Linked DNA regions of Homo sapiens: region 2 is linked to region 1. A link is an interaction called in ENCODE POLR2A ChIA-PET data of the cell type or tissue named here. Cell type or tissue: PC-9. All regions are shown on one strand. Each heading gives the region's core, and the rest is flanking DNA. Links, peaks and the distances in the headings are about the cores only.

Evidence for each region. Peaks named below come from ENCODE experiments on the same cell type or tissue, not always from the same donor. Only the 100,000 strongest peaks of a DNase experiment are listed, where the experiment ranks them.
Region 2: POLR2A ChIA-PET joins it to region 1 with 11 read pairs; 6 of 35 experiments call an interaction of 5 or more read pairs at or near these places.

The regions. Positions count from the first base shown.
Region 1 is chr14:65,104,895-65,110,268 of GRCh38, forward strand. No RefSeq gene overlaps it. Among named protein-coding and RNA genes, the nearest start is that of MAX, 5.1 kb to the left of the region's middle. In PC-9, for the core only: no CTCF peak of the experiment used is centred there; no DNase peak of the experiment used is centred there.
Region 2 is chr14:64,958,818-64,964,191 of GRCh38, forward strand. All of the region lies in intron 3 of CHURC1-FNTB (CHURC1-FNTB readthrough), which reads left to right. All of the region lies in intron 1 of RAB15 (RAB15, member RAS oncogene family), which reads right to left. Among named protein-coding and RNA genes, the nearest start is that of RAB15, 11 kb to the right of the region's middle. RefSeq lists an enhancer at 1,294-1,812. In PC-9, for the core only: a CTCF peak has its summit at 2,038 (motif pointing left); a DNase peak (open chromatin) is centred at 2,264; H3K27ac peaks cover 1,553 bases.

The DNA of each region.
Region 1 (5,374 bases), core at 157-5,156:
CAAATAATTGTGATGAAGACAAATTATGTAAGTGTCAAATTGTTTGTATAGACAGTGAATGCTGTAAGAGCTCAGAGGAGGAAGAAGGAGTGCCAGGTATGAGGTGGGGTTGGGGAGGTGTTGGTGACCAGGGAAGTCTTCTGAGGTTGTCAGTTGCATTAGGGTAAGGGCTGGGTCTGCAAAGGCCACGTAACATTTTGCTTATCGTGAATAACGTGGACTGAGGTGAGGAGGAAAGGCTTTCCTGGTAGGGAGACTGGAGATTTTAACACATCTCCTTTTAGGAATCAATAGAATATGAAGACCTGTCAACCTGATTAAGAAATTTGACCTAATAGACATAACACTGCACCCAACAGTTGTAGAATATGTTGTCTTCAAGCACTCATGGAACATTTACAAAAATTGACCATGTACTTAGCTATAAGGCAAATCTCAACAAGTGGTTTTTTTTGTTTTGTTTTGTTTTTTTGAGATGGAGTTTCGCTCTTGTTGCTCAGGCTGGAGTGCAATGGCGTGATCTCGGTTCACTACAACCTCCGTCTCCCGGGTTCAAGCAATTCTCCTGCCTCAGCCTCCCGAGTAGCTGGGATTACAGGCATGAGCCACCACGCCCGGCTAACGTTGTATTTTCTGTAGAGATGGAGTGTCTCCATGTTGGTCAGGCTGGTCTCGAACTCCTGACCTCAGGTGATCTGCCTGTCTCGGCCTCCCAAAGTGCTGGAATTACAGGTGTGAGCCACCCTGCCCAGCCAAATCTCAACAAGTTTTAAAGGACTATAATATTAGTGTATTCTTGGACCTAGTGCAATTAAAGTAGAAAAATAACAAAAAGTTAACTAGAAAAGTCTCATACATTTGGGATTTAAGAAACTTTTAGGCCGGGCACAGTGGCTCACTCCTATAATCCTAGCACTTTGGGAGGCCAAGGCGGGAGGATCATTTGAGATCAGGAATTCGAGACCAGCCTGACCAACATGGGGAAATCCCTTCTCTACCAAAAATACAAAAATTAGCCAGGTGTGGTGGCACACGCCTTTAATCCCAGCTACTCGGGAGGCTGAGGCAGGAGAATCACTTGAACCTGGGAGGTGGAGGTTGCAGTGAGCCTGGGCAATAGAGTGAGACTCAGTCTCAAAAAAAAAAAAAGCAAACTTTCAAATGACCCAAATGTAGGGATTTTCATGAGTGAGGCACATACACACAGGAAAGAACGAGGCAGATGAGAAGTTTCCTTAGTGTTCCTTTTCAGTGTTTCTCTGAGGTGCATCTAGGACCGCAAGAATTCATTTTCATCCACACTTGAGTGTCTTTGGTAAAACCCCAGGTGAGCTTATCGGGGCTGCACTGCAAACACATCACAAGGAAGCTGGTAAGAAATACAGAACCTCAGTCCCCACCCAGACCTACTAAATCAGATCTACATGATAACATTAGGCCCAGGTAATTCATATGCACATTGGAGTCTGAGAGCTGTGATGAAGAGGGAGTGGAGTAGCGGTGGTGTGAGCAGGTGGATTCCTTCCATTATCTCTTTAGCTCTTTTACAGTTTGGCTCCCACACTACCACTTGACTAAAATCACTCTTCCAGGCCACTAGCTACCACTTTGTTGCCAAATCCAAAGCCTTTATCTTATTTGACCTGATGTTGGCCATCTACGCTGTTGGCCGCCCCTCTCTTGAAGGCCAAGAATTCCTGTGCTTTTCTCCTTCCCACCATCACTGTTTGCGTTCCAGGGACCTTTTGGTTGGCACTTGCCTCTCTGTCTTCCACCCTCTGCCTGCTAGGACCCTCTACCTCCTGAGGCTTTGGTGACCAGCTCTCTGATGGTGACCCCAAGACCACACCTCTCTTTTTAATTCTAGATTGTTATATGCAATTTACTTCTGGACACATTTACTTGAATTATTCCACAGGAAACTCAAAACACAAGGCTTATGGATGAGTGAGAGAAAGCAAGGTTTTCTTTTTTTTCTTTCTTTTTTTATTTCCTGTGACACAGCCCTCAAGAGATCCTGAGAACATGTGTGCCAAAAGCAGGTTTTGATACAGCATTTAGAGTGTGACTCATTCATGTAAAATCGAGTATATCTGTAGGAGCATATATGTGTAGAGAAATATGTAGAATAGTATTAATCAAAAACTTTAATAGCTGGTTGAGCTTAGTAGCTCATGCCTATAATCCCAGCACTTTGGAGGCTGAGGTAGGAGGATTGCTTGAGGCCAGGACTTAGAAATCAGCCTGGGCAACATAAGGAGATCTTCATCTTCACACACACACACACACACACACACACACACACACACACACACAAAGAGAAAACATTTTAATAGTGTTTGTTTCCGAGAGGTGGGATTTTCAATGATTTTTTTTTAACTGAGTAGCATCATTCTCACCAAAATAGTAGAGCTATTAAAAGACAACTGCTATCTCAATAAGCCCACTATCTTTCCTGAGCAGCAAACTTCTCAAGCCATAACCCACAGGAAGACAGTCCTAATCATTTCCCATGTCAGTTGTGCTTGCTTTCTCTTTATCTGGGGGAAGGAGTGTGACTATCAAGGTTTCCCACAGGAACCAGCTGACACACTCAAATTAGGATTGTTTGAGTTTTTAATAAAGAGGTTGTTTGCAAATATGTGGGCAGGCTCTAAAGAAACTTCAAGGGATTGCACAGTACCATTGGGAATCTGTTCTCACCCTGAGGCCTACAGGGGAGAGGGGACAGAGTGGTGACCAGAACTGGGGGGTTGGGGGACTGTGTGTGTGGAGAGATCCCAAGAACAAGAACTTAGACCCATGGCCCAGAGTGGTTGGATCTAGAAGGCCAAATGGAAGATCTCTAAGCACAGTGAGGGACCCTTTCCTCCTCTTCTCGCATTTTTAGAGAAGGCTGAGAACTTCCAATCTACTCTACAGGAAAGGGAAAATATGGGAGGAATACTTCTGGCCTCTCTGCCCTCTCCTTCATTTCCCATTGGTGGGTGAGTGACTGAATCATCAACTTGGTGAGTTGCAAGGAGAAACTGGTCCCATGTGGCTCAGCCCTCTCTCCCTGAGCTGTAGGGAGCTGTCCTTGGGGAAGAGGCTCCCCTCTTCTGTGGGGGGCTGTCCTTGGGGAGGGGGCTCATGTTTGCCCAGTTTTGCTATGACTGTGTGGGTAGAGTTAATTCAAGAAATATTAAGGAGGCTGGGCACAGTGGTATACACCTGTAGTCCCAGCTACTTGGCTGAGGCAGGAGGATAGTTTGAGCCTAGGAGTTGAAGGCCAGCCTGGGCAACATAGTGAGACCCTGCCTCAAAACAAAAACAAAGACAAAACTAAAACAAAAAAAAGGTTAGAAAAAAAAAAAAGAGGCCGGGTGCAGTGGCTCACACCTATAATCCCAGCACTTTGGGAGGCCGAGCCGGGCAGATCACCTGAGGTTAGGAGTTCGAGACCAGCCTGGCCAATATGGCGAAACCCCGTCTCTACTAAAAGTACAAAAATCAGCTGGGTGTGGTGGTGGGCGCCTGAAATCCCAGCTACATGGGAGGCTAAGGCAGGAGAATTGCTTGAACCCAGGAGGCAGAGGTTGTGCAGTGAGCCAAGATCACACCGCTGCACTCCAGCCTGGGTGACAAGACCAAGACTGTCTCAAAAAAAAAAACAAGAAAGAAGAAAAAACAAAAAGAAGGCCGGGCGCAGTGGCTCACACCTGTAGTCCCAGCACTTTGGGAGGCCAAGTTGGGTGGATCACCTGAGGTCAGGAGTTGGAGACCAGACTGACCAACATGGAGAAACCCTGTCTCTACTAAAAATACAAAAATTAGCCAGGCGTAGTGGCACATGCCTGTAGTCCCAGCTACTTGGAAGGCTGGGGCAGGAGAATGACGTGAATCCGGGAGGCCGAGTTTGCAGTGAGCTGACATTGTGCTACTGCACTCCAGCTTGGGCAACACAGCGAGACTCCATCTCAAAAAATAAAATAAAATAAAATAATAAAAATAAATAATAAAAAAAGAAATGTCAGGGAAGCCACACAGGCTGAACCTTGTTCTCCAATTAAGCCTTATCAATAATGAAGCTACTACTTTTGTTTCCATCTGTCTGACTGTGTCTCTGTCTGAACTGGTTCCAAATTCGGGGTAGGAGACCTGGATGCTATTTATTGGCCCTCTTCAACCTCAAAATCCCTCCCTCACCTACCAATCCCTCATCTAGTCACTCAGCAAGCCTGCTATGTCCCAGGCCTTTCACACCCCTTGTTTCCACTGCAGATCCTGTCTCATTCAGGCCTCCGCCATCTCTCGTGGGCCACAGCCCCCTGGTGAGTCTCCATGCCACCTGCCATTCTCCACCAGTAGCCACAGTGATCTGTGCAGAATGAAGTATCTTCACTGAGTCGATAAAATGTTTCACTCCCTCCCAGTGACCTGGGGATAAGCCTAGCCTCCTTAGTCTGGCACTTAAGGACCTCCATGATTTGACTCCTGTGCCAACCTCATCTTTCAGCTCCTGCTCTCTCATCCTCCACACTCCAGCCATGTAGAATTTCTTGCCTTTCCCCCAAAGGACCATGTTTTCTTTTGCTTGCAGGAATTTCCACGTGCTGCGCTCTCTGCCTTGAGTGTTATCTCCCCCAAACTCCTCCTACTTATCTCCATTTTATTCTCATCCTTGGGGCTTATCCATCACCTCTTCCTGGCAGTCCTCCGGGATTCTCCAAGGCTGGATTAGGTGCCCATGTATTGTTCCCATTGCACCTGGTGCGTTCCTTCTCATAGGACTATTTTTGTTTTGTGACTTCCTGTTTGCATGTCTCTCTCCTGCACTAGATTGACTGTAAGCTCCTCAAAGTTAGTCCCTCTGCATCCTGGGGTGTCTTTATTCAGGTATACAAGGCTTTGCACTCAGTGGTTTTACTCTTATCTCACTGCCACGTTTGCTGACTCTTCTACCTGATTGGTTGCTGGAGATATTTGGGGTTCAGTTCTTTCCTCTAGATGTTCATGTCCACTGTCATGTATATGTTGATGGTCATCTAGCTCAGACCTTCCTTGAAGCCCTCCATTCATCCATAGCACTTGATATCTCCTGTTAGGAGATATCATCTCAGACTACCTCTGAGGCAGTAACTATCTCCTGTTAGGAGATAGCACCTCAGACTTACCTCTTCAAAACAACTTTTTTTTTTTTAAGATATGGGGTCTTGCCCATGTGGCCCAGGCTGGTCTCTACTCAGGCAATCCTCCCACCTCGGCCTCCCAAAGTGCTGGAATTACAGGCGTGGGCCACCACGTCTGACCCTGAAACAATTCTTGCATCCTCCCACCCCTCCCTGACCTGGTTTTCCACCTCTTTCCCAAGATGGTGCCACCATCCTCTCAG
Region 2 (5,374 bases), core at 260-5,259, 150 kb before region 1:
GAGAGCAGCTCATTGTTTTTCCCGGCACATTAGATATGCCCATCATGGTGCCTGCCACACCCTGTGTCCCTTTCTGGCTAGAACAGCTCAGCCCCAAACCTCTGCTCAGAGAAGCAGGGCTGGGTGCAACATGTTCTTTGTGGAGAAGCAGGTTCAGACTGGACCATCAACAGGTTTGCTGGTGACCCACAGGGTGACCTGGCCAGCAGAGGCAAGGGAGCTTAGCTAAGCCAATCAAACCAGCTCACTCCAGGCAGGGCAGTGGGGACTGACCAGTTGGTAATGAGCAGGGCATGAGGCAGACAAACATGCAGAAAGAAGCGGAGAGGCCTAAGGATGATGAACATGCTGACTGCAGTTGGGGCTGGGGACGGTGGATCCTAGCACAGCCATGGGTCCAGACCAGACTCCAAGTTCAGCCCATGGGTATCCATAGAGCACATGCCCCTTTTCTTAGTGACACCTGAGAGTGCCTCAGGATTGGCCACTGCTGCCTAATGGCTCCCCCAAGCTAGTGAGCCAGATGCTTCAACAAGGGGGCTGGAAGGAAGACCTCCTAAACCATCGCTCCCTGCTCCTTACTGCCCCCTATTTTTGTCTTCTAGCCTCAACTACACAAAAAGAACCTAAGGGGCAGAGAATACATTTTGTGGTTGACAAAGCATTTGTTTTGTTTGCTCGTTTTTAAAATCTCTGCCACATAGTGCCAGCATAGTGCCAGGCATAAAGAAGCAATTCCAAAACAAATTCTAAATAAATAAAAAGGCCAAGCACAGTGGCTCACACCTGTAATCCAAACACTTTGGGAAGACGAGGTGGGAGGACTGCTTGCGCCCAGGAGTTCGAGACCAGACTGAGCAAGAAAGTGAGACCCCATCTCTAGAAAACAAAAAACAAAAAACAAAAAAACCCAGGTGTGATGGTGTCCACCTGTGGTCCCAGCTACTCGGGAGGCTGAGGCAGGAGGATCACTTGAGTCTGGGAGGTTGAGGCTGCACTCCAGCCTGAGTGACAGAGCAGGACCCTGTCTCAAAAAAAAAAAAAAAAAAAAAAAAGCAATTCCATGAGGGGGATCTCCCCCTCACCCCAGAGAGCATAAGAAGGGCTGCATGCCTGAGGCTTAAGAGCAGGGAGACGTGTCCTGCCACCTGATGCCTCAGACATTGGCAAGAAAAGCTCCTCAATCAACTGATGGTGCCATGCAGCCATGGCCTGAGGCAGCAGCCCTGGGCCCCATCCTCTTCCTGCTGTGACTCTGTCTGTATGGTGTCTGCCCCAGCAGCTGCCAGGCCACAACTGGAGCCCGAGGGTGCTGGGACAGCGCTGCTGTTGGAGAACTGGGAAGACAGGCAGGGCCCTCCTCTGGGCACCGGGGGCAGGGGCAGGATAGAGGGATGCAGCAGGCGAGACACCCAGCACTCACGTGACTCCTAAGCTAGCTCGCCTTGGGTGGGCAAACAGGGAAAAACTTGGTGCCTCCCCAGTACAGCAGTGGAGGTGCTGTGACGCTTACAGAAAGGAGCAGGCAGGGCACATCCACACTAAAGAACACCCCTTCCCATCACTGTCTGCCTCCCTAGAAAGCCCTAGAAAACATGGAGGAAGTGTGGCTCAAGACACAGAGTGTCCTGGCCATTAAGAGCACAATTGGGAGGTCAAGTTTGGTTCCAACCCTGCCTTTATCACTAATTACCTGCATGGTGTTGGGGAAGCCAGTTAGCCTATCTTTGCCTCAGTTTCCTCACCTGTAAAGTGGGGGTGACAGAGGATTCTCAGAGAATTTTTTTTTTAAGATTGTGAGATAAGGTGTAAAACCCATAACACAGGGTCTGGCACGCAGAACTTTATTAAATGTTAGCAGAAGCAGCCGTCAAGCTCCCTTAGGGAAGCATGAGATTAGCGAGCCCAGAGCTGCAGGAGGGGGAATGGAAAGAGCTCTAGGATGTAGAAGGAGGCTTATGTTGGGGAGAGGAAGGAGAGTGGGACAGAGAGATGAAGCCCAAGCCAGCACTTGGCTGGAATGTTTCAACAAAAAGAGGAAATGCCGCCCCCTGTGGGGCCCAGATGGCTCCTGGAGTCTGGCTACAACCTCAATTCTGGCACAGGTAGGGTGTGCCTACTAGCGGGCCAGCACCTCATGGGTTAAGGGCAGCTGCCAGCTTGCCTGCCTGCCAGCCAAGCTCCGCATGCTTCAGTGGAAACAGGGCTGCCTCTGGGTGCCAAATGTTATCACCAGGATCAACCACAGCCCAAAGGACCAGCAGTGCGACCTGAACTTTTCATTAGTAATGAGACTCCACAACGAGGAACAACCTAATACACCTGAAACCCAAGGCAGACACCCAATCCCCAGGGCCAGGCCAGCTCCAGTTACCAAGCACAGGTCCCAGGAGTGCCCCAGCCCCTCCCACTGCAGGAAACCAGCATGTGTGGGCCATGTGCACCTCCTGTGGGTTGTGGCAGGAGGTCACCTCTAAAGAGGTCACCCTGTGCAGCCCTCAAACACCAAAAAAGACCCCATTCACACAGGGATCCCGGGAGCTGATATGGTTTGGCTGTGTCCTCACCCAAATCTCATCTTCTTTGGTATATGCAGAGATGAGGGGTCAGTGCTTTAGACTAAGGTCCATGTTGCCTATTATTCAGGGTCAGAGCTGGTATCAGATGATGCCCATCAGCTCAGCCAGGTTGCTGGAGTGACCCTCCAGGGCCACCTCTGCAGCCAGGGCACTCTGGAGTAAGGAATCTCTAGGGCTCAAGCAGTGAGGCCATCCACTCCCTCCAGCCTCATCATCTTAACAGTCTCAAGCCCAGGCATGGTGGCTCACACCTGTAAACCCAGCACTTTGGGAAGCCAAGGTGTGAGGATCACTTGAACCCAAGGAGTTCAAGATCAGTCAGGGCAACATAGTGAGACCATGTCTCTGCAAAAAATTTAAAAATTAGCCAGGTGTGGTGGTATATACCAGTGGGCCCAGTTACTCAGAAGACTGAGGTAAGAGGATCACCTGGACCTGAGGCCAGGAGGTTGAGGCTGCAATGAGCTGAGATCACACCACTGCACTCCAGTCTGGGAGACAGTGCAAGACTCTGTCTTAAAAAAAAAAAAAAAACAGGCCGGGCGTGGTGGCTCATGCCTGTAATCCCAGCACTTTGGGAGGCAGAGGCAGGCAGGTCACCTGAGGTCAGGAGTTCAAGACCAGCCTGGCCAACATGGTGAAACCTTGTCTCTACTAAAAATACAAAAATTAGCTGGTCGTGGTGGCAGGCTCCTGGAATCCCAGCTACTCGGGAGGCTGAGGCATGAGAATCGCTTGAACCTGGGAGGCGGAAGTTGCAGTGAGCCAAGATTGTGCCACTGCACTCCAGCCTGGGGGATACAGTGAGACTCTGTCTCAAAAAACAAAACAAAACAAACAAACAAAAAACAGTCCCAAGAAACCAATACGACCTATAACTTCCCTCAGGGAAGAACAGAAGTCCTCTAGGAAAATGCATTCATTCATTCCTTCATTTGTTAATTCATTCATTCAAACTGTTATTGAATGCTTACAATGTGCCAGGAACTAAGCCAGGTACTAGAAGATAAGCTATGAACAGCACAGAAAGATCCTTGTCATCAGAGCTTAATTCTAGTGGGGAAGACAGATGTAAGTAATGAATACCTAATTTCAGAGAGCCATATGTGATAAGAAGCAACTGCGGGATAAAGTAGAGAGTGAGGAGACCCCAAGCACAAGCAACCTTAGACTGGCTGGCCAGAGAAGACATTTTAAAGGAGGTAACATTTGAGCTGAGACCTAAATGACAAGAAGGTGCCAGCAGGGAGATCCAAAGAATCAGGTAGAGGAAGCAGCAAAGATCCTGTGGCAGGACACATTTCAGTCAAACTCACAGTTCCTAGGAAGAGGGTCAACAGTACTCTCTCCTTTGTTACAAAAGGGGAACTGCAGCAAGACCCCTCCCTTCTCTCAGGTCTTGTGTGGACCCTCACATGTGCACCTGCATCTGTACTGTTTACTGCGTGTCTTCTAGCATCTGGTTTAGTTCCTGGAACATAGTCAGCATTCAATAGCACTTACACTTGTCTGGAGGCGTGAACCTGAAGAATACACCAAGAAACTTCTCAAATGCCAGCAAGGCCAACTTCAGAACTCCCTGCTCCTATGTGATGCTGAGATCTCTATACACTGAATAAATGGCATGCGTAAAGCCCACCGTCCCTGTGTAGGTAGTAGGTACATAGTAAGTATATGGAGTAGATAATCAGGATCAGTGTTCCCCTTCCCCACTTTTTTTTTTTTTTTTTTTTTTTTTTTGAGACAGGGTCTCACTCTGTCACCCAGGCTGGAGTACAGTGGTACGATCTCGGCTCACTGCAACCTCCACCTCCTGTGTTAAAGTGATTCTCCTGCCTCAGGCTCCCAAGTTAGCTGGGACTACAGGCGTGCTCTACCACACCCAGCTAATTTTTGTATTTTTAGTAGAGACGGGGTTTCACCATGTTGACCAGGCTGGGTCTTCCCCTTGCTTTTCCCACTGCCTTGTGCACAGACCTCCCTAGAGCCTTGGTGACATGTGCAGTGTGCTCCAGCCACCCCATCTCGCTCCCCATTGGCAGCCCCTGGAACTGGGTCTCGCCTCCCTAAGCCTGCTACTTAGGCCAGCGGGCACCACAGAGGCAGCCAAGACCCACCAGGCTACTGACCACTCACTCCTCCAGCCTCCTTCTCAGGCAGGGCTGTGCTGACTGGTAGCAAAAGGTTCAGGGAAGAAAAGACTAGGACATAGAAACTCAGGAGCAAACATCTTAGAAAGAAGGGGGCTTCCAGATGCACCTGCCCTCACCCAGAGCCAGCAAAGCAATCTCCTGGCAAGGGGCTTCTTGAACTTCAGCTGGTGTGACCATGGTGTGGCCACTCCAGCTGGCCCCAGCAAGGCTGAAGAGTAGCAGCCCCACTGGAGGTGTTCTCCACAGCACCTCCTACAGGGAAGAGGATGTGTGCTTCCCCCACACCCAGGGCCCCTGGAGAATCCTGCCTAGTCTTCAAGACTCCACTCAAATGTCACTTCCTCTTCAAAGCCTTCACCAGCCTCCCCGGGAGGGATTTCTCACTCCTCTGTGATTCCAAAGCATCCTGACATTTCTTTTGCATAATATTCTGCTTGTTTGGATGTCTGGTTCCCAGCTACACTGTAAGCTCCCAGAGGGCAAAGCAGCATCCTGTTCACTTCAGACTCTCACTGCCTGGCAGCAGGTAGATCACTAAATATTATTCAACAAAGTAGAGTAAATGAAAGCAAAAATGAATGAGCAAGTGAGACGAATAAATGGATGAATGAAGTCAGTACATATCTAGAGAAAAGATGGGCA